2 separate regions of the Mus musculus genome follow, and region 2 is linked to region 1. The links are chromatin loops, found by intact Hi-C in ENCODE. Cell type or tissue: left cerebral cortex. All regions are shown on one strand. Each heading gives the region's core, and the rest is flanking DNA. Links, peaks and the distances in the headings are about the cores only.

Evidence for each region. A loop is a pair of places that touch in the nucleus more often than their neighbours do. Peaks named below come from ENCODE experiments on the same cell type or tissue, not always from the same donor. Only the 100,000 strongest peaks of a DNase experiment are listed, where the experiment ranks them.
Region 2: a loop joins it to region 1, with 4 times the contacts of the local background. A loop is called at or near these places in 2 of 42 quality-filtered maps.

The regions. Positions count from the first base shown.
Region 1 is chr9:7,454,499-7,470,606 of GRCm38, forward strand. It overlaps Mmp1a (matrix metallopeptidase 1a (interstitial collagenase)), which reads left to right and starts at 9,643. Exons shown (of 11, transcript NM_032006.3): 1 at 9,643-9,797; 2 at 10,369-10,584; 3 at 10,587-10,609; 4 at 10,701-10,849; 5 at 11,053-11,178; 6 at 12,439-12,597; 7 at 12,699-12,816. The coding sequence starts at 9,699. Mmp3 (matrix metallopeptidase 3) reads left to right here. Exons shown (of 10, transcript NM_010809.2): 10 at 1,092-1,477. The coding sequence ends at 1,192. In left cerebral cortex, for the core only: no CTCF peak of the experiment used is centred there; no DNase peak of the experiment used is centred there.
Region 2 is chr9:7,389,803-7,405,910 of GRCm38, forward strand. No RefSeq gene overlaps it. Among named protein-coding and RNA genes, the nearest start is that of Mmp1b, 9.8 kb to the left of the region's middle. In left cerebral cortex, for the core only: no CTCF peak of the experiment used is centred there; no DNase peak of the experiment used is centred there.

The DNA of each region.
Region 1 (16,108 bases), core at 4,962-12,961:
AAAGTGCTGACAAGTCACTGCCTCACTTTGTGAGCCTTTCTTTCTCTTTCTTTTTGTTTTTATTGTTGTTGTTGTTGTTTTTTGGGGTTTTTGTTGGTTTTTTTTTTCTTTTTGGTTTTTTGTTTGTTTGTTTTGAAACAGGGTTTCTCTGTATAGCCCTGGCTGTCCTGGAACTCACTTTGTAGACCAGGCTGTCCTCGAACTCTGAAATTTACCTACCTCTGCCTTCCAAGTGCTGGAATTAAAGGCATGGCCACCACTGCCTGGCTTTGTGATGTTCTTCCAAAGCTCCCATCAGTGGTTGGGCCCTGGTAAGGCCTTCTCTACCCAACCTGTTTGAACCACTCAATCTCAGACTTTGTCTTTCCTGACTCCTTTAATGACAGACAACTTTGGTTCCTTGTAAACATTCCCCTTTCCATTACCTAAAGCTTAAAAGATGTGTTTCCTATGAAAGGGTAAGTGAGTAAAAGCTAGTGATCTTTATTGACAGTGCAGACGGTCCGGAAGGGGTGTGGTGACTAATCTTCCCTAGGTCCTGAAAAGCCTTGGGCTAGGATATGACACAGGAAGGAGGGAGGGGTTAGGAAGAAAGGAAATAGATCATAGATTCAAACAAGAAGGAATTTTCTTCCTGAATAGAAAGCAGAAAAGCAAGAGATCTTCCTCCTACCCTAAAGGCAGCAAGATCTCCCTCCTGACTTGCACAGTATGATGGGACAAGTATTTCCTTCTGTTTTCAACTCCTTTATCAGAAAGATGTGATTAGATTTACTTAACAGAGCTCTTGCCCAGCCAAATTGTTTAAATAGTAGTTTTGTTAAATGCTTGACATTCTTCCTGTCATGTAGTAAAAGTACAGAGACTCTGTTGTTTGTTCTTGCTGCTGACTTCTCAGAGGAGCAAGGGTTTGAATCCAGGACATGGAGCACGCTAGGCAAGTGTCTCTCCACTGACTCACACCCCTGATTCTTTCTGCTTTCCACTTACCTTTCACTGAGGTTTTTTTTTTTTTTTTTTTTTTTTTTTAACTTTCCCAAATTTTTACTTTGAAGAAAGTGACTCAAGGGCTCTCTCATCTTTACATACAGGGTTTCTCTACTTCTTCAGTGGATCTTCGCAGTTGGAATTTGACCCAAATGCCAAAAAAGTGACCCACATATTGAAGAGCAATAGCTGGTTTAATTGTTAAAAAGAGATCCAAGGAAGGCATCCTGTGTTTTAACTGATGCTTATAGTTCTTCATCTGAGTCTTTGTGAAAGGAAGTGCTTTGTTCAGCATGTGCTATGGCAGAACCAAACAGGAGCTATGGATGACACCAGTCAACGTCAAGTTGTCAAAGGATGTTCAGAAGCACTGTGTAGCTTACACTGTGTCCCAAGGAGAGGAGGGAAGGCACTCCTGGGCCACAAACAAGTGTCTGAACTGTGTAGATGGTTTGTTTTATTTAATAAAGATTGTGTGTCGTTTATTAAATTATGGTTGCTTGCTTGTTGATTTCCAGAACAAGTGCTCAGGACCTTGGGCAGTGATGGACTGAGCAATACATCACTTGAGATGCTGGGTTCCTGGAAGTAGCACATTTGCTGTCTCCATGCTGAGTTTATTCATAAAGAAAATGGAACACTTGCTCGGCTAATGTACCACTACAAACAGGAAAATACAAAAAGGGCATTCTCTCCACCTAGACATATGTTTTCTGCCATATCCAATGGAAAAAGCTAAGGGTGAGGCTGACATTACAGGGCTAGCTTTTAATAACTACAATGTGAGTACTATCATGTATGTACTCACAGCAAACTAGTTTGAATGCCTCATTTTGCAAATGAGGGAGTCAAGGCTATCCATTAGCTTACATATTTCCTCAGCATTGTTCCTTCCTGTCTCAATCATCAACGTGGCTCACAACTACCCTGTGTATACATGAAAATATCATCTTGTACTGGGCATGGTTGTGCACCCCTTTAATCCCAGCACTTGAGAAAGAAGGCCAGCCTGATCTACATAGTGAGTTCCATAATAACCAGAGCTGTATAGTGGGACCCTGTCTCAAAGAAAAAAAGAAAGAAAGGAAAGAAGGAAGGAAGGAAGGAAGGAAGGAAGGAAGGAAGGAAGGAAGGAAGAGGGGGGGAGAGGGGGAAGGAGGGAGAAAGAGAGAGAGAAAGGAAGAAAGAGAAGTAAATGGGATTCTGTCTCAAATAAATAAGTGAATAGATTTTATATATATACATACATACATACATACATACATACATACATACATACATACATTCATGGAGGAGGAGGAGAAGGAGAAGAACAAGATGAACAAGAAGAACAAGAAGAACAAGAAAAACAAGACCAAGAAGAAGAAGACCAAGTCCAGGAAGAAGAGGAGGAGGAGGAGGAGGAGGAGGAGGAGGAGGAGGAGGAGGAGGAGGAGGAGGAGGAGGAGGAGGAGGAGGAGAGCCGGATGGTGGTGGTGTACACCTTTAATCCCAGCACTTGGGAGGTAGAGGCAGGCGGATTTCTGAGTTTGAGGACAGCCTGGTCTACAAAGTGGTTCCAGGACAGCCAGGGCTACACAGAGAAACCCTGTCTCAAAACAAACAAACAAACAAACAAACAAACAAAAAAGGAGAACTAATCATCTTGTGCTCATTTTGTATCTGTATGTGCCACAAGGTGAAGTCCATTTGCAAAGGGCAATTACAAAACCCATTTCTCATCCCTCAGTATCACTTGAATTTTAATGCCTAACATGCAGAGGGCTCACAGTTACCTTTAGACTTTTTATCCACTAGACAATAATTTATTAATCATATTCCAAGTGCCAGGCATTTTGATAGACTAGAGGTATAGAAACCCAAAAGTATGCATACAATTCCTGGCTTCATTGGGATAATTATAATCATCATTAAAATCTAGCAAAGATGTACAAATAATCATAAATCTGGAGAAACAGTTATAATGTTAAGGAGTTATAAAAGAAAACACACTTTTGTGTATACTTCTAGGATGCTCTTCTTGGAACTATATACTTTCAAGAGAAGATGTTAGGGCTGGGGAAAACACAGAACAGAATCTGGCTGTGGTGGAAGGTTGGAAAATGAGAATATATAAGCAGAAGAAATTTCTAAGCAGCTTTGTACAAAGGACAGTCAACATGAAGAAAGGCTGTAGACTTTGCTGTGATCTAGCTTCTGGCCCCTGCACTCTTCTATTCTGATTCTCTTCTGTAGATTTTACCTAAAGGCTCCAGAATGGCTTAGTACCTATTGTCCCCAGAACCTTTGACACTAAAAAGGTCTAGTACTCTGTGTTTACAGGAAGTGCGGACTGTCTGACCTGAGGGTAGGGGGAAGGAGAACAGATGCTGGGGATCTACTGAGGAGTTAGCAATAAACCGTCAGAAGATTGAATTTGATGCAATGAGAAGGTAAAAACCCAGCAGCTCACCAATCAGTGAAATTATATTATATAATATAAATACTAGACATATTATAGTTAGACTTTGGAGTTCCTGCGATTAAAGTTGTGTACTACCATGCCCAGTTACAAGGATTTGAGGAAAGTTGATGGCTGAGGCAGGGAGGGGCTTTACTTAGGGAATATGTAAGTTAAAGTGATAAGTTTGAGTTCCTCACCTGTGAAATGAGACATTCAACCTAGATTATTTGCTATGAGTACAGAATTCATTCCTGTTATTAAAAATCAGCCCTATCGCCGGGCGTGGTGGCGCACGCCTTTAATCCCAGCACTTGGGAGGCAGAGGCAGGCAGATTTCTGAGTTTGAGGCCAGCCTGGTCTACAAAGTGAGTTCCAGGACAGCCAGGGCTATACAGAGAAACCCTGTCTCGAAAACAAACAAACAAACAAACAAACAAAACAAAAACCAAAAGAAAAAAAACAACCCAAAACAAAAAACAGCCCTATAATATGTCTCTATTATAGGATATGTATGTAGGTATTTGTGTATGCATGTATATATGGACAAGAAAAACCATGAGCCATTTTCTTCAAAGTAGAAAGTTGGGGAAGTAAAAAACTCAGTGGAAAGCAGAAAGAATCAGGGGTGTGAGTCAGTGGAGAGACACTTGCCTAGCATGTTCCATGTCCTGGGTTCAAATACTTGCTCCTCTGAGAAGTCAGCAGCAACAACAAACAAGAGTCTCTGTACTTTTACTACATGACAGGAAGAATGTCAAGCATTTAACAAAACTAGTATTTTAACAATTTGGCTGGGCAAGAACTCTGTTAAGTAAATCTAATCACATCTTTCTGATAAAGGAGTTGAAGGCAGAAGGAAATACTTGTCCCATCATACTGTGCAGGTCAGAAGAGAGACCTTGCTACCTTTCTTTTTTCAATCGGGAAAAGGGTAAGGGAGAGTAGTTTGGAGGAAAGTAGTGATAATTTCTCAGGCCAGAAGGACAGGGCCATGACAGGGAGGCTCGAGGACATTAAAGAAACAGTCCTGGTGGCTTCAGATGCTCGCTCTCGGTTTCAAACCCAAGTTCTATGCCCAGCATGGGCACATGCTGGCCCTGCAATCACAAAGACTCATGTCTCTGTCCAAATGATGCTGTCCCTGTGACCTAGGACTAGGGTTTGGGCTTGGTGGGTTCAGACTGTCCTTGTAATCGCAGAAATCTGCTTGCCTCCACATCCTAAATGCTGGGATTAAAGGTCTGCAATGCCACAGTAGGCCCAAGTAAGGGTTTTGTTTAAGTACAGGATGGTTATTTATAAAAGCCTGAAAGTTTCTAGACTATAGCACAAATAGATGCCTGCAAGATGAGCTATTTTCTGAACCTTTGTGAGCGTCACACTGTATGCAATTGTTTCCACATTGGATTCAGAGTGGTTACATTATTTTCTCTCTTGAGTGAGCTTAGTAACCATTGTTTTCTACATCCCAGGGAGACAGGAAAGGGCATTTCTCTAAAACTTCGTATTCTGTCTCCAGATCTATCAACAGTACTCTTGTGAATATACCCAAAGGACTCTACATCCCACGGCAGAGACTCTTGCTCAGACTTACTCATTGGTCTTCGATTTATAATATCCTGAAATGGGAAACAACTAAGATTTCCTGAAAGGAACAGGAAAACATAGTACATTAATGAAAGGAATGTTATTTAGCTGTTAAAAATATGAAAATCAAAGGCAAATAGAGCTATAAAAAGTCATCCTGAGTAAGACAACCCAGACCCCAAAAGACATACACACTCACTTGTAAGTGCATGTTAGCTGTTAAGTCTTTGAGAGGCAAGCTGCTTTCTGAATAACCACAGAGGTTAGCTATAGAGAAGGAACTAGTGGGGAAGAAAGGATCTCCAAAGGGAGGGGAAATACGCTCTATAGTTGGGAGAAACAGGAGGGCTACTGAAATAGGAGGATTAAACAGGAAGGTCAGGGAAGAGGAGGGTAAGGGAGAAAATACACAGAAGAACTGCTAACAATATGGGATTTTTGAAGGGGCATACAAAAACATACATTAGAAGTCTCTTAAAATATATACATACATGAAAGAAATCTACATGGGATCACTAAATAATAAGGCAGCTAGAGCCCCAACTAGGCATTACTGTCAATCAAGTGAAATCCCTAGTGAGTACCAGGAATGGGATCTATCTAACTCAGTTGTTATCGAATGGATCTGTGGTAGTTTGAGTGGGGTGGACCCCCCATAGACTTCATGTGTTTAAATGTTTGGCCCACCGTGAATAGTATTATTAGGAGGTGTGGCCTTGTTTGAGGAAATGTGTCATCCAGGGGATGTCACCCAGAGCTTTGATGTCTCTACCTATGCTCAAGCTCTGCCCGGTGTTGAAGAGTGAGCTGCCAACCTAACACACTCTCTTGGCTGCCCTCAGATAAAGACCTAGAACTCTTGGCTCCTCCAGCACCATATCTGGATGCATATTACCATGTTTCGATCCATGGTGATAGTGGACTAAACCTTTGAAACCATAATCGGACCCCAATTAAATGTTTGCCTTTTAAAGAATTCCCTTGGCCATGTCATCCCTTCACAGCAATGAAACACTAACTATGACAGACCCAATAGAAATTCCAAAACAACTCAGGCTATTACCAATGTGATTGGCTGCTCTCCACAATCTGATGTGAAGACCCTGTTGCTGAAGACAGCATCTACATCATTCACTGACCACTGGAAAGTTCAACTGATGCTTTCCTAGGGCCTTGAATTCTACTGACTAGTCTTCATTGTACTAGAAGGTACTGTGCACACTAACAAAGGAGAAAGCCAAACATCAACTCAGCTCCAAACCCTTTGATCTACAATGGTGATCTGTCTGCATGATATGGTGACTTAATCGTAACACAAGTATCAGTGGGGTAGCCAACCATAATCTGATTGGATTTAATGTTCAGTCCATGAGAGGGAACTCATGCCTGATACTTCACTGTGGCCAAGAACTTGAGACTAGACAGACAATGGACCTAGGGTTGACCCAAACACTACCATACTGCTGAAAGAAAATAGTAATAAAATGACTCCTAATGACATTCTACTATACCCATAGATCAGTGTCTCAGTCATCATCAGCGAAGGACTCTTGTTCAGGAGTCGGGAACTAATAGTGAATACAACTAGTGAACAATGTGCAGAGTGAGGATTTTGAAACACTTATTTCTAACTGGGATGTCTCTATCAAATCTCTCCCCTCAGGGGTCAAAGACCTATGCATGCAGAAGAGGAGGCAGAAAGATTGTGAAAGCCAGAGGGGATGGATGACACCAGGGAAACAATGCCTTCCAGACTCACAGGACTGAAACAGTATGAACTCAGCGAGACTGTGATAAAATACAGGGAGCCTGCATAGGTTCAAACCAGATGGGGCCCAGTGCTGAGATGGAGAAGTAACCAAGAAACGACCCCCAGTTGATAATTGCTCCCAGGGGAAAACTAGTTTCTCCAAGGGAGCCACACTAGATACACAAATCACACATAAAGGTAGGCCCCAGGCCCAGCAATAGATAACCAATACAAAATGAGCTCAATGGTATTGTTAGAAATATTTTGAGGGTCTCATATTACTCTGTGTGTGTGTCTGTCTGTCTGTCTGTCTGTCTGTGTGTGTGTGTCTGTGTGTGTCTGTGTGTGTGTCTATCTGTGTGTGTCTGTGTGTGTGTGTCTGTGTGTGTCTGTGTGTTTGTGTCTGTGTGTGTGTATGTCTGTGTGTGTGTGTGTGTCTGTGTGTGTCTGTGTGTGTGTCTGTGTCTGTCTGTCTGTGTGTGTCTGTGTGTGCGTGTGTGTCTGTGTGTGTGTGTCTGTATGTGTGTATGTGTGTGTCTGTGTGTGTGTGTCTGTGTGTGTGTCTGTGTGTGTGTGTGTGCATGTGTGTGCGTATGTGTGTCTGTATGTGTGTATGTGTGTGTCTGTGTGTGTATGCATGTGTGTGTGTGTCTGTGGTGTATGTGTGTGTCTATATGTGTGTATGTATATGTCTGTCTGTGTGTGCGTGTGTGTGATGCTTGTTTATTTTTCTTTCTGTTCATTTTCTTTTTTCCTTGTTTGTCATTTTTGCTTGTCTGTCTGTTTTCTTAAGAGACAGGGAAAGAGTGGAGTTAGAAGGAAGGGTGGGAAGGTGAGGAGAGTATGAGGGAAAAGAACCTATGTTCAAAATATATTCTATATATTTAAAATATATAGAATTTTAAAACCTTGTTTTAAAAACAAAATAAAATAACAAGAGCATCTTAGATGCCACCCACCTTCAACTGCCCCTGCCCAGCTCCTGATGGCACTGTTTTCCTGTGTTCCTTGCGTGAGCTGAGGTCACCCCGCTGAAGCCTTCTCATGTGCACCTACACTCCATCTGATGCCCATGAAGAGAAGGTTGGTCTTTGTGAGATCCTCTCTCAGTTTCCTCCTATGCTGATTGACTCACGTATTACTCCTCTTAGTCAAGGAAGCTGTGGTTCAATGAAGAGAGGAAATGAGAGCTATCAAATCAATCCAAACATCCATTCTATCAAAGTATTATTTATCAATAAAATATCGTTTGTCTCTCCATGAGGGCAGACATCCACAAGTGGAAATAGTCCTGAGAAACTAGACCACGGTGCAAAGATGAGAGTGACACAATGGGGAGCTGACCTTGTGGAGGAGGTCAGTGCTTCTTGGTGCTGTATAGTGTTGAGTTCCTTTCAGGAGAGAAGGGACAGAAATAGAGCAGCCTAGAGACAGACCACCTTGTCTCACTAGTGGGGACACAGATGACTTGAGTCAACACCCACTTCAATTGTACATGAATCATGGGTGTTTGAATGAACATCTTTCAGTACACAGTGATCCATGTAGTTGCTATGCAAGAGAGGCTCTGAGAGACCTACTGAATGGATGAGCATATTAGTGTATGTATGAATGAGTGTGGATATATGCCTCTCTCTCTCTCTTTCTCTTTCTCTCTCTCTCTCTCTCTCTCTCTGTGTGTGTGTGTGTGTGTGTGTGTGTGTGTATGTGTGTGTGTGTGTGTGTGTATGTGTGTGCAGTATCAACATATGTCACCTACCTCCAGTGAGCAAAGACCCTAGAAACACACTTAGTCTCTTGCTAGACTGTTTTACCTGTTACATTTAGACAGATTTCAGAGATGGAGCCTTTTTGTCCCATGATGCTGATAAGCAGGGTCTATGTGAGTCTTCATATTTCCTCTCCCAGCTTAGATGAGAATTCTTCTTGGGCAGGTTCTCACAGCCTAAGCCTGGATTAAAATAAAGAGAGGCCATGGTACTTTTGCAATCTTGTGGCCATAGTTCTTGAAAGGCAGAAGACCTCAGAAACCCAGTAAATACTACATGACCTAGAGTTCCAGATGTGTGGGCACTGAATATTGGCTGTCACTCAGGGTCAGTGATCCCATCCTCTGTCCTTGGAGCAAGGTGTGTACAGACAACCAGAGAACTGAGTAGCAAAATGTGCTTTGTATAAGGACCACAGAGGACTATAGGGCTGGCTCAACTGGGGAAGGGCTGCCTGAGCAAGGGAAGAGAAGGTTGAGTTTGATCCAAGAATTCAAGTGAAACAGTGAGACATGATGGTATGTGCTTGTAGCATCCCAGAACTGGGAATGTGTGACATGCTGGGTGAGCTCAGAACATGAGGATCCTTTCTAAAACTAAAATGGATGGTCACTGAGGAAGAGGAACCAAGGCTGTCTTCTGACCTCATGTATGTTCACATACAAAACATGTGAACATACATTACACCACATATATACACACACAAATACACATATTCAAACACATCACATACACACAAACATACACACCACACACACACACAAATATGCATATCCAGATACACAATACAGACACACATACACACACACATGACTTTGAACTATGCTGTCTCTATGGATTAATAGGACAGAACCTTTTTCAAATACAATGGATATGAATAAGAGAAGACAGCAGTGTAAATGCTGAAGATCATCTCTTTCACACATGTGCTGCTGGATAGTCCTGGTATTGCTGCACCAAACCAACCTAACTCAACTGCTAAGGTCAAAGTGTCTGATTTCTTCTCTGCTACAGAAGAGGATGTTGTCAACCATGAGTCACATAGCCTCTGGCTTTCTAGAAGTACAAGAAGTCTCTATATAAAGATGGAAGTTCCTGACTAGGATGTTGGAGCAGGCAGGAAGGAGGCCACTGGTGATTTTGCCCAGAGAAAAGCTTCAGCATGCCTAGCCTTCCTTTGCTGTTGCTTCTCTGGGCTGCTAGCTCATACAGTTTCCCTGTGTTTCACAACGGAGACCGGCAAAATGTGGAGACAGTCTGGGTAAATGAATACTGCATTACAGAAATGGTGTTTGCTAGAAATGTAACCTTCTCAAAATGTGTATAGTCAAATCTATATACCTCTTTCTGGTTGGGGTAGGGGGGACCCAAGCAAGGAGGGGCAACTCCCTCTATAAATGTGGATTTGTAACAAAGTGCAAACCTCTCCTACAAAACTACATACTTTTCAGTTGTTAATGCTGGGATGGTCTCTGCTCTAAAATAATTAGGATAATGAGGGTAGGAAAGCCTAATCAGAGCTTGAAAAGTAATTCTCTATTTGGCTAAAATATCAGGATGTCATTTTAAAACCATGAGAGCCATTTTTCCTCTTAGATTTTCAATAACTTTAAATATTTATCTATTCCTAATTATGAGTGTGTGTGTGTGTGTGTGTGTGTGTGTGTGTGTGTGTGTGTGTATGTGTGTGTGCCATGTGTACATTCCCCCAGGTCGAGGCCAACAGAATCTTCAGATCACCTGGGCCTGTACTCTCTGCCAGCAGTAAGTGCTTTTATCTGCTGGACCATCTCTCCAGACCCTAGTAGTTCATTATTGTTATATTTTATCAGAAATACCTGGAAAACTACTACAACTTGGGCAAAAACATGCAAGCTAAAAACGTGAATGGCAAGGAGATGATGGCTGAAAAGCTGAGGCAAATGCAGCAGTTATTTGGGCTGAAAGTGACTGGAAATTCAGATCCTGAAACCCTGAGAGCTATGAAGAAGCCCAGGTGTGGGGTGCCTGATGTGGCCCCATATGCCATTACTCACAACAATCCTCGTTGACCAAAACACATCTGACATACAGGTAACTAGAAGGAGAGTCACAACGGGGGCATATCTATACCACTGGGACAGAAGGAAACAAGATCCACTGTGTCTCCATGTTATTTTCTTAGCATTTTAAACTACACACCATATTTGCCAAAAGCAGTTGTGGAAGATGCCATCGCGAGAGCCTTTAGAGTCTGGAGTGATGTGACACCACTTACGTTCCAAAGAGTCTTTGAGGAGGAAGGCGATATTGTGCTCTCCTTCCACAGAGGAGGTAAACTCTTCACCCTCACTTTGCCCTTCAACCTCTTCTGCTTTGTAGGAAGAGTTCCTTGTTGAAGAACATTATTGATTTTCTGGAGCCGAAGAGGAAAGTAGTATCACAATGGATGGAAGAACATTGACTGCTCAACAAAACTCTGAGCTAACCAACATGAGAACTAAGTGAGCCTTTTGATGAATTTTTGTTTCTTGCAGACCATGGTGACAACAACCCATTTGATGGACCTAACTATAAGCTTGCTCACACTTTCCAGCCAGGCCCAGGTTTGGGGGGTGATGTTCATTATGACCTTGATGAGACGTGGACCAACAGCAGTGAAAGTAAGTTCACCAACATTGTTTCTTGCAGTTTACCTGGACCTTCCGAGTTCCTTGCAGTAGGCAGAATGCGTTAATTGAAGCAAATAGTCTATCACCACTCAGAGACTTAGGAGTACACTGAGAAGCATGAGACATGAGTATTTTCTGATTGCATATTGCCTTCCTCCTGGCAAACAGGTCACTCTAAAGCTTCTCTGTGCTAAGTCCTCTGCATAAAAGTTCTGGTTCTTTAGCTTGAGACGTTCATGGGACTCCTAACAGTGGGAATGGAGTTGTCTCTTAATTTTTGCCTGTGCTCAGGAGCCTTTTGATCCTACTGGGTTTCCTCATCAAACTAATATGAGGGTTTGCACATAGTCTTATGGCATCTTGTTGTGCTGTTGATATCAATGGGAAGGCTGCTCTTTTCTAAAGGGAAACAGAAAAGATAGAAGGGAGACAGGAAGTCAAGGGAAGGCTGGAAGAGGTAGAAGGCAGAGAGGCTGCAGTACATTCAGGATATATTAAATGAGAGAAGAATAAAAACTAAAATTCAGAGGGTTTGTGAGATGTGACATCTGAAATCCTCATTTTTATTCTCAGAACCCATTTGGTGGAAGAGAACTGAATCCTTTAAGCTGTTCTCTGCCTTCTACACAGGCATCCTCAGTACACACTGTGTTTACGAACACATGTGTGAGTGTGCACTCATGCTCACACACAGACACACATGCACACGCACATGAGCAAACAAAGATACTCTAAACAAATAAAGTAATTTTTTTCAAAAGGAAGGAGGTATTGAATATTTAATATGTTTCTTATGGGCCTGGAATTTTCCTTACAGGAATGATGCAATAAAACAACAAATTTGTTATTAAATTGGAAGACTGAATGATAAGAAGGTGTTTTCTGTAATTTCAAATTTTCACACACTGTGTGTCTATCAGCTTTGTAAATAAGAAGTACAAACTGTTAGCAGAGTTTCATTGCTCCTCTAAGACGGATCTTTTCCCAGCTCAGGGTTAACATGGACTCAGCTGAGCTGGACCTTAAGTCAATAAGAGCTCTATTGTATAATATAACCCTAGAGTGTAAGCTTGGCTGTGCCTCCTTATTATTAATAGATGCACACTTCCACTATCAGGAAAAGACTGTATATGCATGTGTGTAGTTTAAAAAGTGACTAAGAAGGTGTGAATGTTTACCCTGGAAGATTATTTCCTTAATAATATCTCAAAACCATTTTTAATAATTAGATTGATCTCTTTGTCCTGCCAGATTTCAACTTGTTCTATGTTACGGCTCATGAACTGGGTCACTCCCTTGGGCTCACTCATTCTAGTGATATAGGAGCACTAATGTTCCCCAGTTACACGTGGTACACTGAAGACTTTGTGCTAAACCAGGATGATATTAATCGCATCCAGGACTTATATGGTAAGTGAACCAACCTTAGCTGCATAGTCGAAGGCATTTTCACCCTCCAGGTGGCCTTTCAGAACCATGGAGACTAACTCCAGCTCTCTTCTATTCTTTAGGACCTTCCCCAAATCCCATCCAGCCAACAGGTGCAACAACACCACATCCATGTAATGGTGATCTAACCTTTGATGCTATAACTACATTTAGGGGAGAGGTGTTTTTCTTCAAAGGCAGGTAAGATCATCATTGTTTCCTAGGCTCTTTATTCACTATTATAAGCCACCAATAGGGCTCATGTGTTAGCCTCACACTACAAAGTAGCAATTGCTTACATTTCTTCTCTCTCTCTCTCTCTCTCTCTCTCTCTCTCTCTCTCTCTCTCTCTCTCTCTCTCTCTCTCTCTCTCTCTCCTCCCCCTCTTTTCTTAATTTTTACAACTTATAATGACTGATTTTCCACATGCATTAGGTCAACTTGTTCAGAGATAGTATCACTTTAGGGAAAACCTGAAAATATGTCACTTTATGGATCTGTAAATTAGGGCATGGAAAAGGGAGAGTTCCTCAGAGCTCATGGGTAGTATAATATATATTAGTCTCCTGACCCCCAATTCAGACCTCTTTTAGGTATGTTGATCTGTGTGTTGATAAGTATGATGGTACTTTACAAGTAGAAACTCTTTTAAGATACATTTTCCCAACAATATGTGTGGGTATGTATGTATGTATGCATGTATGTATGTATGTATGTATGTATGTATGTATGTATGTATGTATTATGTATGTATATGCCCCTCTAAACCTTTTATCAGCTTTTCTCTGCTTCTGAAAGGTCTCTCAGCCCTTTTAGAGGCTCAGGAAAGAGAAGGGAAGAAGCCATTGCTGAAAGAGTTCTGAGTCCTTAGATCTTCTCCCAGGCAGAGAAGAGCAGCCAGGATGCTGTGCATCCTTCCACATATGAGGGAAGTAAAACTCCCTGTCAGTGTGTGGACCTAGAAGCATGCTGGTCCCTTTTCACAGAAGGACTACACTTGCATCCTCCACACCACAACAATTTCTACATATCCAGGAAGCATACCTGATGCTCCCCACCAAAAAAGTGAACATGGCATAGGAACTCCACAGCCCTGTATCTCTCCAGCTCTTCTTCTCAGAGCACAGTTGGTGCTGGCTGGCTATGTTGTGACTACATCTACATCCACATTCAGATATTGGCTCCAAGTGCTTTCTAGGATCTTCTTTACTACTTATGAGAATGAAAGATAAGGTTGGGTCCTGCATGATGGGAAGGTTTGAAATGTAGCCTTAAAGGAAATCTCAAGGGCTGGGAATGTGGTTTAGTAGATCGGCCATACACAAAGAACTGGTTTGATCTGAAGCATCAAATAAATCCGTGTATGATAGGACACAGCTGTAATCACAGCACATGAAAGGTAGAGCTAGGAGCTTCCAAAGTTCCAGTTTGCACTGGAGAGACAGCTAAACAGTTAAGAGCACGTGGTGCTCCTGCAAAGGACCCGTATTTGAACTCCAGCACCAGCATCTTAGCTCACAACCTCTGTGGTATATAATTAGATCATTTCCCCATTTCCTTTCCTCCCTCTAATCCCTTCCATACATACCTCCTTGCTCTCTTTCAGATTCAGGGACTTTTTATCATTGTTCTTACATGTGCCTATGTATATACATATGCAAATCCCTAAATATAAACTGCTCACTCTGAATCCTGTTATTTGTATTTATATTTTTAGGGCTGTGCTTTTGGTATTAGTTAACCAATTGGTGTGCTTTTCCCTGAGAAGACTATCTCTCATGTTTCCAGTATCTCTTAGTTGCCTGTAGTTTTTTTTTTTTTTGGGGGGGGGGGGGAGGGGGCGGGGCTGAGCTCTTGTGGGCCTTACTGGTCTACTGTGGCAATTGTATTGTCCTTGGTCAGCCCATGTTTATGTAGTCATTGATGAGATTTTACAGGTGTAGCTTCAGACACTCCTAGGAGACAATCTCACAGCAAACTCTGGTGCTCTGGTTCTTATACTCTCTCTACCTCCTCAGTGATCCCTGAGCCTTAAATATGGGAGTGCTTTTTAGAAATATCAACTCAGACTGAGCTCTACAACCCTATATTTGGATTTGTTATGGTTTTCTGTAGTGTTTTCTGTCTGGTGCAAAGAGAAATTTCCTTGTTGAGGGGTGGATACTACATTTATTTATGGGTATAAGAACAATTATTTAGAATGTAGTTAGGGATTATGCTAGTTAAGTGGTCAAGATCTACAACACCACTACCTCTGGCACAGTTTATCTCTTATTGATCATGTCTGAAGTATGATTAGAGAGCTGTTGGTTACCTTCAAGTTATGCATGCCAGCCACTACTGCACCCTTAGGTTATAATGCCAGGCTGCTCATTTGTGAAGTTCATAGCTGCCATAGCTGGGTAGGACTGCTGCTTGCCTCCCTCCTTTGGAAGCTTGCATGGCACCTTCTGGCATCACGATAGCTAGTCCTTGGGAAAGAGGCTTTCAGGTTAGTTTCAGCTCAAGAGCCTCTAGGCCCTGTGTCTGAAGTGTACAAAGTCTTTAGTAACAGGGGAGTTATCTTCCACTTATAGAGAGCAATCAAGGACATCAGCTATAGCCCATAATATTTTAGGAGTCTCTTGGACAATCCTGACCAAGAACTCACAAGAGGGCTTCTCATAATAGTGTTGGGGGTTTATAGGGTGGTCTTTGGCTCTTGGAGAGATCATTGTTAGCCCAGATGGAAAAATCTTACTTAAAACTATATATGTCTATTTATGTAGCGACTTATGCATATTATAGGGTTTTTCTTAGGATGATAGTTAATAGTATGATTTCTTATTACTTTTTCAGACATCTCCTCCCTCCTTGTGTATTTATTTCAATCCCCCTTCCTAGTTAGAGCTACCCCTTTCCCGTTTTTCTGATCAAGTCACTTGTGTCATATCATTCTCCTCTCGATTGCTCCCACCTTCCTATCCTGGTAATGACCCCTTTTTACTTTCTTGATTACTGTAGTTATTGCAGGGTATGTACTCACATCGGACGATTTAGAGGTAGGAGCCTCCAACAACTTAGAACATTTGCTGTTTGTCTTTTTGGCTTACATCATTCAATATGATCTTTTCTAGTTCCATCCGTTTCTCTGCAATGTTCATAATTTCCTTTTTCTCTTTGCAGCTGAATAATAGCTCATGGTGTATGTGAACCACATTTTCATTATCCATTCATCAGTTGAAGGACATGTAGGTTACTTTCATTCTCTAGCTATTGTGAATAGAGCAGCAATGAACATGGATGAGCAAATACCTATGCGCATATGCCAAGGGGTGGGTCCACACTGATTTCCACAGTGACTGCTCTGGTTTGCAGCTCCTAACAACAGTGAAGGAGACCCTTTTTGTTCTTTCCCAGCCCCCATGCAGCATTCATTGTTCTTTGTTTGCTTGGTCATTTCCATTCTGACTGGGTTAAGATAAACTCTCAAAGGTATTTTGACTTGAATTTG
Region 2 (16,108 bases), core at 3,407-11,406, 66 kb before region 1:
AGAAAAGAGGGAGCCTAGGCAGGTTGAGAAATAATGGAACCAAGACATGCTAGTCTGCTCAAGGTTCAAAATTTTAATGACAGACGCGCTTTATAAAAGGGGGGGGGGTCCATTCCTGCCAATTCATCCTTGGAGCCTGGAACCAGGTGCAGGTGATGACGTGCAGGATAGCGGCATAGTCTCCGGAATAGCTCTGGGGCCTCTCAGCAGGTAGCAGTATCTTGAAGAGGAACAGCGGCAGTGGCAGAACAATAAAGTGATCTAGGGAGGAAGGCTCCACCCTAGATAATCTCCTTAGTGGCAGCAAGGTCAAGTTCTGGCTGAGCCTGCTTCAGGCTTATGGGAGGCTACATCTCCTCCCTGTTATTAATATTAAAAAAAAAAAAAGCCTGGACTGAGGCATAAAATTTATTTATGGTCCACAGTCCCGACTGGGAATTATGGTGACTGGCGGCCGTGCCTGCCTTAGGATCTCAGATTCTCTCGAACCATCCAATTCCATCATCAGAAGTTACATACAGCTAGTTAGTGTTATAATTCACCCAAACATGGCTCTGTGGTATAATATCAACAACCACTGCGTTTTGGCATGTACCCTTGTACATGATTGTACACTTTGATTGGTATGATCCAGGATCTGGTTGGCCGTCATTGACTAACCGGCCCTCATAGAGCACCTTATTCCCAAATCAGACCAAAGTCACAATATGTACTTAGAATTGTTGATGAAAATTAATAACTGCCACCTGAGTGCTGTTGGGGGCGGAGATGCATGCTGAAGGGAGTTGACTGGCCTGCTTGAAAACAAAGTCTAGACAGTGAAAGGCACAGTACAAAAGCTTCTTTTGGGGAAGTCCAGGTACTCCATTCAATTGCAAATTAGCAATGATCAGGCTAGACTTAGAGCTCCCAGTGTGGGGGAGGTGACTTTGAAAATGACAGAAAGGCTTACCGCTTCCCTGGGAGTGGAGGCTGGGCTTTAATTTAACTTTTTGGCTAAAGAGGATTTTTAGCCATAATCAAGGTTAGAGTCATACTTACTTACTAGAAGATTCAGGATCTGTGTCTAGTTGATGAACTAATCTCTCAGGCAGCCATAGAGCTCCATCTTCTTTTTGTGAAAAAACACAGACAGAGCCCCTTCCCCAGATTAGGACCGGGTCTGGACCCTTCCATTCATTAGCAAATGGGTCACACCACTTTACCATGGCATAAGAACTAGAAGTAACTGGATGCCAAAAAGCAAAAAGAAATCCTGAGCAAGTATCAATACAAACATGTATATATTTTAATTTTCCAAATTCTGCATAATGAGTTACATCCATTTACCAAATATGATTAGGCACGTGGCACTGGAGATAATGTAACATTTAGGATATTGTTTTATAATCATTCTTGCCTTCTTCTTAGTGATCTTAAGTCGGAGCCTTAAGATCTGGCTAGAGAGATGAAAATTTTCATGATCACGCTTGGCCAAAGCAACAGGATCTGAAATTAAGGCTTCTCCTATTAGAGCTCTGTCGATGTAATCATTGCCTTCAGCTAAAGGTCCAGCAAGACAAGAATGAGATCGTATGTGGCCAATATAGAACAGGTGTTTTGGGGCAAGAATAATGTTTTGTAATTGTGAAAACAGGGATCCTGCTGGCATATTAAAGTTAAAAGTACCACAGGTCTCCAATAAGGGTACCGATTGTGCAACATATAAATTATCAGTAAAAATATTAAAAGCCTCATGCATAGACTGAAAGACATTCAGTACTGTTGTTAATTCTGCTAATTGAGCCGAGAGGCCAGGAGTCTTTATGATTACCTGTTGATTATTTATAAGATATCCAGCTCGCCCTTTAGAGGAGCCATCAGTAAACACCAGAACAGCACTGTGTAAGAGTTGTAAAGAGGTCATATTAGGAAATATCACTTTATGTACATTTAAAAATTTTATCAACCTATCTTGAGGGTAGTGGCTGTCTATAGTTCTTTTAAATCCTATTTGAGCAAGCAACCAATCCGTACTCTGTTGTTTCAGCCAAGTGTCTTAACTTATGCTGTGAGGCTGAACAATAATATCTGGCTCTTTGCCAAAATAAGTTAGTGCCTGCTTCATTCCAATGATAATCATCTGGGCTACTGCTTCATAATATGTCAAGATATAATGTTTAGGAGAAATCCTTGAATGTATCCACTTTAGAGGAGACTTTTGCCATAGCAATCCTGTAGGCACATGAATCGTATTAAAAATTAACAGGTATAATGGCAAAGAGTAATCTATATAAGTGACAAATTGCTCTTCAATAGATTTTTCCACTTGTTGTAAGGCCAGCAATCCTTCGGAGGTTAGGGATCTAGGGGAGGTAGGATCAGAACTCCCTTTAAGAATATCAAATAAAGGTTTCAACTCCCCTCTAGTGAGCTTTAAATAGGGGCAAAGCCAATTAATATCATCTAACAATTTTTGAAAATCATTCAAAGTCCTTAAGTTGTCTCTGCGAATAACTATCTTCTGGGGAAAAGCAGCTTGATCAGTAAGTCTAAAGCCCAAATATAAGGATCTTGAGTTTGTATCTTTTCAGGAGCTATCTGTAATCCCTTTTCAGCTAAAGCTTTTTGTAAATCTCTATAACACAAAAACAAATCCTGGGGGTCTTTTCCAGGCAACCCAGGACAATTTCTTAACTGTCCAAAAACAGTCTTTTTAAAGGAACAGTATTTTTTCTTATGAGTAACATAAGCAATTGAAAGCTTGAGAATCAATAGCATTTGAGGTGTGAACAATTTTAAGCAATTGTAAGTTCTGATATATATATATATATATATATATATATATGTATATATATATATATATATATAAAGATACAAATTAAGCTTGATTATTCAACATTTCAAAACACCATCTACAGCACACAATTTAATTATCTGTGCTGAAGCAGGTGAAAACTCAAAAGAAAAAGTGTGTGATCCAATTCACATCTACTTACTCCCCATAGAGGAGTTGTTTTTAAACACAATAATTGGGATGCATGCATGCATGGATTTATAGAAGATATAGAAGCATGCATTAAAACAATTTTTTAACTTATCTTTGGGATAATGATTATCAATTTTATTTAATTTTATTGATCAAACATCAATATTCTGTAATAACCAAATTAATGGCTGTTTGGAACAAGGAACAGACACTTAGTCAGGTTTTTAAGACACCATTTTTGTTATAGTTATTGTAAAATATATGAATTTATCTTACAATTTTTTGTTAGCACCAGAGTGGCTTAATAGGATGCTGAAACTGTGCTATGAGGTGAATGCCACCTCAGCCTCGCCCTTGAGAGGCATTAGCTAATAAAATACTTTCCACTTAAGAAACAATATACACTGAAAGACTCAAACTCTTAGCTTTTTGATTACAGCTCACTAGAAGCAAAACATCTTTGCATTTATCAGAATGAAAAGGAAAAAACAAACCCTTAAATCTATAATAACTTTATATGAAGTAGGCAAGCCAGATTGTAATGCTTTTATAAATTCTACATCCCGATTGACCTTTTTTATAAACTTAGAATTTAAACTTTATTTAGAACAACATCTGCAAAGGTGCTCTTACAGCTAAAAGGAATTGTCTTATGAAAGCAGGGATGAGAGAAGTTCTCAGAACTTCCCTAGTCGGTTTGGGAAACAAAGGAGATTTCGCACCAACTTTCCAGAGGCTGCTCTGAACTTGTATTAACTCGAACATAAAAAAAAATTTTCTAACCCAAGCATTTTGGCCCTTCTGTAATGAGGACAGGTTTTAGAACTACTAAGTTTCTTTGTAATATTAGATTGTAACTACAACCTTGGGAAAGCAAAACCCAATTTCAAAACAATTTATCACCATAAGAATCAACATTAAAACTTCACTACTACTTTGTGAGATTTGGCTGCCAATTTATTTATTTTTGGATGTAATTATATTTTAATTAAAGAAATATGAGCTCACACATGAGCACACAAATAAGTGTCAAATTAAAATAAGTCCTTGCTTTGTAGCCCCAGCTGGTCTTCAAAGTACTGGGATTACAGGCAGGCATGGGTATCCGCACACCCTACATCTTATTTAGAGGTCTTTTTTTTTTTAAATTAGGTATTTTCCTCATTTACATTTTCAATGCTATCCCAAAAGTCCCCCATACCACCCCCCAACCCCCTACCCACCCACTCCCCCTTTTTGGCCCTGGGGTTCCCCTGTACTGGGGCATATAAAGTTTGCAAGTCCAATGGGCCTCTCTTTGCAGTGATGGCCAACTAGGCCAACTTTTGATACGTATGCAGCTAGAGACAAGAGCTCCGGGGTACTGGTTAGTTCATATTGTTGTTCCACCTAGAGGGTTGCAGTTCCCTTTAGCTCCTTGGGTAATTTCTCTAGCTCCTCCATTGGGGGCCGTGTGACCCATCCAATAGCTGACTGTGATCATCCACTTCTGTGTTTGCTAGACCCCAGCATAGTCTCACAAGAGACAGCTATATCTGGGTCCTTTCAGCAAAATCTTGCTAGTGTATGCAATGGTGTCAGTGTTTGGAAGCTGATTATGGGATGGATCCCTGCATATGGCAATCACTAGATGGTCCATCCTTTCGTCACAGCACCAAATTTTGTCTCTGTAACTCCTTCCATGGGTGTTTTGTTCCCATTCTAAGAAGGGGCAAAGTGTCCACACTTTGGTCTTCGTTCTTCTTGAATTTCATGTGTTTAGCAAATTGTATCTTATATCTTGGGTATCCCAAGTTTCTGGGGTAATATCCACTTATCAGTGAGTACATATTGTGCGAGTTCCTTTGTGATTGGGTTACCTCACTCAGGATGATGCCCTCCAGGTCCATCCATTTGCCTAGGAATTTCATAAATTCATTTTTTTAATAGCTGAGTACTACTCGATTGTGTAAATGTACCACATTTTCTGTATCCATTCCTCTGTTGAGGGGCATCTGGGTTCTTTCCAGCTTCTGGCTATTATAAATAAGGCTGCTATGAACATAGTGGAGCATGTGTCCTTCTTACCGGTTGGGACATCTTCTGGATATATGCCCAGGAGAGGTATTGTGGGATCCTCCAGTAGTACTATGTCCAATTTTCTGAGGAACCGCCAGACTGATTTCCAGAGTGGTTGTACTAGCTTGCAATCCCACCAACAATGGAGGAGTGTTCCTCTTTTTCCACATCCTCGCCAGCATCTGCTGTCACCTGAATTTTTTATCTTAGCCATTCTGACTGGAGTGAAGTGGAATCTCAGGGTTGTTTTGATTTGGCTGCCAACTTATACCTATGAATGAATGACCCTGTGAGTTTAATGTTCCATTAAAGAGACATTGCTTTAAATCTTATCTTTTTTAATTTTGTTTTTTTATTAGGTATTTATTTCATTTACATTTCCAATGCTAGCCCAAAAGTCCCCCACATGCTCCCCCACCCACCCACTCCCACTTCTTGGCCATGGCATTCCCCTGTACTGAGGCAGATAAAGTTTGCACAACCAATGGGCCTCTTTTTCCACTGATGGCTAACTAGGCCATCTTCTGATACATATGCAGCTAGAGACAGGAGCTCCGGGGTACTGGTTAGTTCATATTGTTGTTCCACCTATAGGGTTGCAGACCCCTTTAGCTCCTTGGTTACTTTCTCTAGCTCTTCCATTGGGGGCCCTGTGATCCATTCAATAGCTGACTGAGCATACACTTCTGTGTTTGCTAGGCCCCGGCATAGTCTCACAAGAGACAGCTATATCTGGGTCCTTTCAGCAAATTCGTGCTAGTGTATGCAATGGTGTCAGTGTTTGGAAGCTGATTATGGGATGGATCCCCGGATATGGCAGTCTCTACATGGTCCATCTTTTTATCTCAGCTCCAAACTTTGTCTCTGTACCTCCTTCCAAGGGTGTTTTGTTCCCACTTCTAAGGAGGGGCATAGTGTCCACACTTCAGTCTTCATTTTTCTTGAGTTTCATGTGTTTAGGAAATTGTATCTTATATCTTGGGTATCCTATGTTTGGGGCTAACATCCACTTATCAGTGAGTACATATTGTGTGAGTTCTTTTGTGATTGGGTTACCTCACTCAGGATGATGCCCTCCAGGTCCATCCATTTGCCTAGGAATTTCATAAATTCATTCTTTTCAGTAGCTGAGTAGTACTCCATTGTGTAAATGCACCACATTTTCTGTATCCATTCCTCTGTTGAGGGGCATCTGGGTTCTTTCCAGCTTCTGGCTATTATAAATAAGGCTGCTATGAACATAGTGGAGCATGTGTCCTTCTTACTGGTTGGAATATCTTCTGGATATATGCCCAGGAGAGGTATTGTGGGATCCTCCGGTAGTACTATGTCCAATTTTCTGAGGAACTGCCAGACTGATTTCCAGAGTGTTTGTAATCCTACATTCTAGAATAAGAATCACATTAAATAGTATCTCAGCTAAAAGTATCTTAGGAGGCCCAGTTTTTTGGCCTGCTATGCCACATGTTTGAAAAGACTCCTGAGTTGCCAATTTAAGGCTAACCCTCTGTTACCAATGTAACAATTATTTAATCCTAACCAATGACTTATGAGCTGATTGGGAAGACACACAGAGCACATTACCAGTAAAAAACCAAATGAAGCAGTTACACTAGCACCTTTCTAAACTTTCACATAGCTCTAAACACATACACAAAACACACAAAACAGAAATCAACAGCTCCAGACACATGCAACCCTTTCTCATCTTCCATGAGCAGGCAAAAGAATTAGAAGGGTAAGCTTCCATTTCATAAACAAAACTTGGTCCCTCTGACCGATCTCCAGAGACTGCCAGACGTCTCTGGGTCTCCCTACTCCCCAGGGCGTCCCCTGAGGAGGTAGGGGTTTTCCTAGAACATCTGCTGACCACAGTCCTCTGGTCCTTACAGCCTGAAGGGACAGCTGCAAATACCAAGCACATGTTTCAGAAAACCCCATCGTCTATAAACACCAGAGAAACCAAACTCAGGTGGATCTAAACTCAGACTACACCATGTTTCAGAGACATGGGACAAAACACAGACAACAAACCAACACAAGGAGCACATGTTCGTTTCCAGAAATATAAGACAGACACTCAGAAAAACACACCGGCCAGCACGCACACAAGAGGTGCCCCGATTTTCTCTCTGTCCCTGGGAGTTTCAAAAACCACTTTCCTCCCGCCTGATGGAGTTTCCAACTGCGGCCATCTGCCTGATTATTAAATCCCTTTTATTAAACCCTATTATTTCTCTCGCCTAAAACAGCAGCTTCTGGAAGCTGCAGCTGACTGCCTGCCTGTTGAGTTCCTAGTTCCAGATAGCTCACTGCTGAAACTAAGTGAATCCAGTGTGCGGGTTTAGTGCCGTTCCAGTTTAGCCCATACCAACCTTCTCCGGTATGAATTTTCTTTAATTCTTTTCTTCTTCCATGGAGCTCCAAACCAGCACTGCTTCTTCCAAATGTCCTCTGCCTTTCCCAGGCCCTGCGTTGGTTCACCAAATTGTTGGGGCTGGCCAGCGGCTCACATGTCCGGGTTCGAGCCTGGAAGGCATCTTGGAATCTGGAAGAAAAGAGGGAGCCTAGGCAGGTTGAGAAATAATGGAACCAAGACATGCTAGTTTGCTCAAGGTTCAAATTTTTAATGGCAGACACACGTTATAAAAGGGGGGGGGGGGTCCATTCCCGCCAATTCATCCTTGGAGCCTGGAACCAGGTGCAGGTGATGACATGCAGGATAGCTCCGGAATAGCTCTGGGGCCTCTCAGCAGATAGCGGTATCTTGAAGAGGAACAGCGGCAGTGGCAGAACAATAAAGCGATCCAGGGAGGAAGGTTCCACCCTAGATAATCTCCCTAGTGGCAGCAAGGTCAAGTTCTGGCTTAGCCTGCTTCAGGCTTATGGGAGGCTACAGAGGAGCTCACAAAGACAAACCTTCTTTTCATGGGAATCAGATGCAGTGTAGGTGGGCATGATAAGGCTTCAGTGTTGTGACCTCAGCTCAGGCAAGGAACACAGGGAAACATTGCCAACAGGAGCTGGACAGGGACAGTTAAAGGTGGGTGGCATCTAAGATGCTCTTGTTATTTATTTTGTTTTTAAAATAAGGTTATTTTCATAGAATATATTTTGAACATAGGTTCTTTTCCCTCATACTCTCCCCACACTCTCACCCTTCCTTCTAACTTCACTCTTTCCCTGTCTCTTAAGAAAACAGACAGACAAACAAAAAGGACAAACAAGGAAAAAAGAAAATGAGCAGAAAGTAAAATAAACAAGCATCACACACACACACACACAAACACATACACACATACACACACACACAAAGTAATATGAGACCCTCAAAATATTTCTAAAAATACCATTGAGCTCATTTTGTATTGGTTATTTATTGCTGGGCCTGGGGCCCTGCTTTATGTGTGATTTGTGTATCTAGTGTGGCTCCCTTGGAGAAACTAGTTTTCCCCTGGGAGCAATTATCAACTGGGGGTCGTTTCTTGGTTACTTCTCCATCTAAGCACTGGGCCCCATCTGGTTTGAACCTATGCAGGCTCCCTGTATTTTATCACTGTCACGGTGAGTTCATACTGTTTCAGTCCTGTGAGACTGTAAGGCATTGTTTCCCTGGTGTCATCCATCCCCTCTGGCTTTCACAATCTTTCTACCTCCTCTTCCGCATGCATAGGTCCTTGACCCCTGAGGGGAGAGATTTGATAGAGACATCCCAGTTAGAAATAAGTGTTTCAAAATCCTCACTCTGCACATTGTTCACTAGTCATATTCACTATTAGTTCCTGACTCCCGAACAAGAGTCCTTCGCTGATGATGACTGAGACACTTATCTATGGGTATAGTAGAATGTCATTAGGAGTCATTTTATTACTATTTTCTTTTAGCAGTATGGTAGTGTTTGGGTCAATCCTAGGTCCATTGTCTGTCTAGTCTCAAGTTCTTGGCCACAGTGAAGTATCAGGCATGAGTTCCCTCTCATGGACTGAACATTAAATCCAATCAGATTATGGTTGGCTACTCCACTGATACTTGTGTCACGATTAAGTCAGCATATCATGCAGACAGATCACCATTGTAGATCAAAGGGTTTGGAGCTGAGTTGATGTTTGGCTTTCTCCTTTGTTAGTGTGCACAGTACCTTCTAGTACAATGAAGACTAGTCAGTGGGATTCAAGGTCCTAGGAAAGCATCAGTTGAACTTTCCAATGGTCAGTGAATGATGTAGATGCTGTCTTCAGCAACAGGGTCTTCACATCAGATTGTGGAGAGCAGCCAATCACATTGGTAATAGCCTGAGTTGTTTTGGAATTTCTATTGGGTCTGTCATAGTTAGTGTTTCATTGCATGAAAGGACTACGTCAGCAAGGCAACTCTTCTAAAGTCTTGCATTAAAACTGGAGTTCATGGGGACCCAACCTATTCAATCCACCATCTTCTACTCCCTAACCATCATAGGTTTATAGTCATAACATAATGTAAAGTGTGTTTAGTCCAGCTTCACAAGTCCCCATAATCCTCACATTCTCACCAAGGTATAGAAGTCTGAAGTTCAAAGCATCTTCTGATGTCATGAAATCTCTTAACTGTAATCCATTATATAATCAATTTTTAAAAAATACATTACATACTTCCAACATCACAGGATATACATTACCATTTCAAATCATAGATGTGGGAGCAGAGTGAGGAAATACTAGACCAAAGCAAGACCAGAAACCAAGTTGGCATACTCTAAATTCTCCATCTCCATGTCTGATGTCCAACTCCTTTCAGCTTTGTTGACTGCAACACAATTCTTTCTCTTGGGTTGGATCCTGTCCGTTATTCACTTTCCTTGTCAGGTAGCCCATAGCTCTCATATCTCTAACATCTTGGAGTCTTGTCATGGTTTGAATATGCTTGACTAATGGAAAGTGCAACTATGAGAAGGTGCGGCCTTGTTTGTGTAGGTGTGGTCTTTTTGGAGAAAGTGCATCACTGGGAGTAGACTTTGAGGACGTATGCTCAAGTTCAGCCCAGTGCATAAAAAAAAGCCTCCTCCTGGCTGCCTGCTTAAGACATTCTCTCCTGGTTGCTTTTGGGTCAAGATGTAGAACCTGAAGCCTGCATTCTGCCGTTCTTCCTGCCATAATAATTGACTGAACCTGTAAAACTGTAGCCAGCTCCAATTAACTATTGTCCTTTAAAAAGAGTTTATTTGGTCATAGTGTCTCTTCACAACAATAAAATCCTAAGACAAATCTCTAAGGCAATTTCAACTTTGGGGCTTCTTGTTTCAATGTCTGGGATCCAGGCATGATCTTCTGGACTCCTCTAAAGGGTTTAGCTCACTGCCCTCTGACTCCAGTCCACTGGCGCTGCTTTTCTTGGTTGTCATCCCATGGTACTGGCATCTCCAGTATGCAATGGTCTTTGGATGCAACTAGGCTTCACCAATAGCCTCTCATAGGCTCACTTCATGGTGCCAAGGTACAATTTTTTTGCATGACCCCTTCAGACCTGGGTCTTCAACTGCCACTGAGGCTGTGCTTTCACCAATGGCCTTCTGGTCCTCTCACAGTTCCAAGCCTCTGCTCCTCTCCATGACCCTTTACATGCCTTCAAACAAGTACCACCTGGGTGATTCTGACATATTACCAAGTCCAGCTGCCTGCATGATGTTTATTTCTAGAACACAGTTTCTTTTGTGTTCTCAGAAAAAAAATACTTCCCATAAGATTTCACCTCTGTAATTGTTGGTCTCTTCTTAATCACAGCTAATTTCTTAGATACAGCTAATCAGCATCAATTGTATTGGTAACCTTTTCTATTCTTAACTCTAAAGTCAGAGCCATATGTCTGAAACTGCCAAGTTCTGCTGCTTGCTGGGGCTGGAACATGGCTCCCTTGTTCTATCACATGTTCACCAGCTTTCTGTTGTCAGGGTTTCCTTCACTGCCTAACCTTGGGTGTCCTGTAACTTGCTCTGTAGATTGACTTTGAACTCAGGGATCTGCATACCTCTTGTTTCCTGAGTGCTGTAATAAAATGTGTATACCTCCACACCTAGACCTAAGCTTTTCTCTACCTGGACCAGATAGCTTTAAACTCTTGCTCTGTACCAGGCTGACCTTAAACTCAGAGATTTGCTTGCCTCTGTCTCATGATATTGAAAGCCTGTGCTATCATGCCTGGACTTAAGTTTTTCTTTAATTTCTTTTCAAAGATCTTTATAAGTCTTAGATTGTAGTTCATTCCAGATATAGTCAAGTTGACAACTAGGAACAGCCAGTATAATCAATCCCTTGTTAATCTGACACACAATCATATCTCCTCATGTCCAAATGAAAACAAAAACCAAGTCATAATAACACCTAACATGATATAACTATCCCTTGTTCAACTGCAAATATATAATAAGCTCATCTGGGTGAGATATTACCCCGAGGTCACCACTCCTTTAATTCCATTTAATATCCTTGAACACAGAATTTAGCTCCATTGAATTTCCTGGTGCCCCTTCAATACTTGTATTGGCTGGTTTTGTGAGTCAACTTGACACAGGCTGGAGTTATCACAGAGAAAGGAGCTTCAGTTGGGGAAATGCATCCATGAGATCCAGCTGTAAGGCATTTTCTCAATTAGTGATCAAAGGGGGAATTCCCCTTGTATGTGGTGCCATCTCTGGCTTGGTAGTCTTGGGTTCTATAAAAGAGCAGACTGAGCAAGCCAGGGGAGCAAGCCAGTAAAGAACATCCGTTCATGGTCTTTGCATCAGTTCCTGCTTCCTGACCTGCTTGAGTTCCTGTCCTGACATCCTTTGGTGATCAACATCAATGTGGAAAGTGTAAGCTGAATAAACCCTTTCCTCCCCAACTGCTTCTTGGTCATGATGTCTGTGCAGGAATAAAAACCCTGACTAAAACACTGAGCATGCAGGCAGCTTTGGGTGTGATTCCCAATGCCAGAGAAAAGAAAAAATTAGACTCTTTTTGGAAACCAGATGGCAGTTGCTTTTCGTTGAAATGTAAAGAGCAGTAATGGAATATGAAAATTAAATGTTGCACCTGGTCACCTAGGGCGAAGAGTTGGCGGATACCCCCACGATCCCTAGAGGACTCTCCACAGGATCTTAAAATCACTGGTGAGTGGAACACAATATCTGTGCCAATCCAATCGCACAGGACCTGAGAGAACAGAAGGAAAGCAGAAAACCGGCTTGACCAGGGGCACAACTCCCTTCCAGCCATTACCAGCAGCGGGTCACCTTTGGCACAGAGTTGGCACACACCCACACAGTCCCCAGAGTACACTTCTTTTTTTTTCCATTTTTATTATGTATTTAGCTCATTTACATTTCCAATGCTATACCAAAAGTCCCCCATACCCACCCACTCCCCCTTTTTGACCCTGGAGTTCCCCTGTACTGGGGCATATAAAGTTTGCAAGTCCCAGAGGACTCTTCAAGTGATCTTAGGATCACTGGTGAGTGGACCACATCATCTGTTCCAATCTAATTGTGAGGGGCCTATGACAGCAGGAACAAGGACATCAGAGCCCTTCCTAACCAGAGGCTCAGGTTCCTTTTGATCAGTTCTGGTTTACCTTGGTTTGGAACAGACCAGAGAGCTCCACAGTTTTCAAAGGAGACACCACTTCCAGGCACTGTAACAGGCCCAGGATCTTAGGACAACAGGATCTCAGGATAACAAGAGCTGGGTCACACAGTATTTCAGGGTCTCAAAGGAAGCTTGACTGCCAAAAACTCTGACACACCAGAATCTCAGGTTCACAGGAGCCCACAATCAAAGGATCACAAAGAAAGCTGGACTCTGAGGAGTCCTGAATCAACTGGGATTATAGGAAGGGCAGGCTCCAATCACATATATTGAGGGCAGCAAGCACTTGAGATAATCAGATGGCAGGAGGCAAGCATAAGAACAGAAGCAACAGAAACCAAGGTTACTTGGCATCATCAGAACCAAACTCTCCCACTGTAGCAAGTTCTGGATACACCATCACACCATAAAAACAAGACATGATCTAAAGTCACTTCTCACAATGATGATAGAGGACTTTAAAAAGGAAAATACAGAAAAACACATATAAATAGCTAGAAGCATTTAAAGAGGAAACACAAAAATCCTTAGGGAGTTATACGAAACACTACCAAACAGGTGATGGAATTGAATAAAACCAACCAAGATCCAAAAATGGAAATAGAAACAATAAAGAAAACCCAAACGGAGACAATTTTGGAGATAGAAACCCTAGGAAAGAAATCAAGAACCAGAGATGGGAGCATCAACAACAGAATACAAGAGATGGAAGAGAGAAACTCGGGTGCAGAAGATTCCAAGGGAATATGTACACAACAATCAAAGAAAATGCAAAATGCAAAAAGATCCTAACTCAAAACAGCCAGGAAATCCAGGACACAATGAGAAGACCAAACCTACAGATAATACGAGTAGATGAGAATGAAGATTTTCAACTTAAAGGGACAGCAAATATCTTCAACAAAATTATAGAAGAAAGCTTCCATAACCTAAAGAAAGAGATGCCCATGAACATACAAGAAGCCTATAGAATTCCAAATAGTAAAGCAGAAAACCCGGCCTGACAAGGGTCACAAGTCCCTTCCAGTCAGCACCAGCACCGGGGCATCTTGGGCACAGAGTCTGCGGACACCCCCAAGGTCCCCAGAAGACTCTCCACTGGATCTTAGGATCTCTGGTGAGTGGAACACAACTTCTGCCAAGAGGTAGGTTCAAACACCAGATATCTGGGCACCTTCCCTGCAAGAGGAGAGCTTGCCTGCAGAGAGTACTCTGACCACTGAAACTCAGGAGAGAGTTAGTCTCCCAGGTCTGCTTATAGAGGCTAACATAATCACCTGAGGAACAGACTCTAACCAGAGACAACTATAACAACTAACTCCAGAGATTACCAGATGGCGAAAGGCAAACGTAAGAATCTTACTAACAGAAACCAAGACCACTCACCATCATCAGAACGGAGCACTCCCACCCCACCCAGTCCTGGGCACCCCAACACACCTGAAAAGCTAGATCCGGATTTAAAAGCATATCTCATGATGATGGTAGAGGACATCAAGAAGGACTTTAATAACTCACTTAAAGAAGTACAGGAGAACACTGCAAAACAGGTAGAAGACCTTAAAGAGGAAGCACAAAAATCCCTTAAAGAATTGCAGGAAAACACGACCAAACAGGTGATGGAATTGAATAAAACCATCCAAATCCTAAAAAGGGAAGTAGACACAATAAAGAAAACACAAAGTGAGACAACGCTGGAGATAGAAACCCTAGGAAAGAAATCTGGAACCATAGATGCGAGCATCAGCAACAGAATACGAGAGATAGAAGAGAGAATTTCAGCTGCAGAGGATTCCATAGAGAACATCACCACAAAAATCAAAGAAAATACAAAATGCAAAAAGATCCTAACTCAAAACATCCAGGAAATCCAGACCCAATGAGAAGACCAAACCTATGGATAATAGGAGTAGATGAGAATGAATATTTTCAAATTAAAGGGCCAGCAAATATCTTCAACAAAATTATAGAAGAAAACTTCCCAAACCTAAAGAATGACATGCCCATGAACATACAAGAAGCCTACAGAACTCCAAATAGACTGGAACAGAAAAGAAATTCCTCCTGACACATAATAATCAGGACAACAAATGCACTAAATAAAGATAGAATATTAAAAGCAGTAAGGGAAAAAAGGTCAAGTATATAAAGGCAAGCCTATCAGAATTATACCAGACTTCTCACCAGAGACTATGAAAGCCAGAAGATCCTGGACAGACATTATACAGACCTTAAGAGAACACAAATGCCAGACAAGGCTACTATACCCAGCCAAACTCTCAATTACCATAGATGGACAAACCAAAGTATTTCATGACAAAACCAAATTCACACATTATCTTTCAACGAATCCAGCCCTTCAAAGGATAATAACAGTAAAAAACCAATAAAGGACAGAAACCACGCCCTAGAAAAAGCAAGAAAGTAATCCTTCAACAAACCAAAAGGAAGACAGCCACAAGAACAAAATGCCAACTCTAACAAAAAATAATAGGAAGAAACAATTACTTTTCCTTAATATTTCTTAATGTCAATGGACTCAATTCCCCATTAAAATGACATAGACTAACAGACTGGCTACACAAACAGGACCCAACATTTTGCTGCTTACAGGAAACCCATCTCAGGGAAAAAGACACACACTACCTCAGAGTGAAAGGCTGGAAAACAATTTTCCAAGCAAATGGTCTGAAGAAACAAGCTGGAGTAGCCATTCTAATATCGAATAAAATCAACTTCCAACCCGAAGTTATCAAAAAAGACAAGGAGGGACACTTCATGTTCATCAAAGGTAAAATCCTCCAAGAGGAACTCTCAATTCTGAATCTCTACGTTCCAAATGCAAGGGCAGCCACATTCATTAAAGAAACTTTAGTAAAGCCCAAAGCACACATTGCACCTCACACAATAATAGTGGGAGACTTCAACACACCACTTTCATCAATGGACAGATCGTGGAAACAGAAACTAAACAGGGACACAGTGAAACTAACAGAAGCTATGAAACAAATGGATCTGACAGATATCTACAGAACATTTTATCCTAAAACAAAAAGATATACCTTCTTCTCAGCACCTCACGGGACCTACTCCAAAATTGACGATATAATTGGTTACAAAACAGGTCTCAACAGATACAAAAATATTGAAATTGTGCCGTGCATCCTATCACATCACCATGGACTAGGGCTGATCTTCAATAACAACATAAATAATAGAAAGCCAACATTCACGTGGAAACTGAATAACACTCTTCTCAATGATACCTTGGTCAAGGAAGGAATAAAGAAAGAAATTAAAGACTTTTTAGAGTTTATTGAAAATGAAGCCACAACATACCCAAACTTATGTGACACAATGAAAGCATTTCTAAGAGGGAAACTCATAGCTCTGAGTGCCTCCAAAAAGAAACTAGAGAGAGCACACACTAGCAGCTTGACAACACATCTAAATGCTCTAGAAAAAAAAGGAAGCAAATTCACCC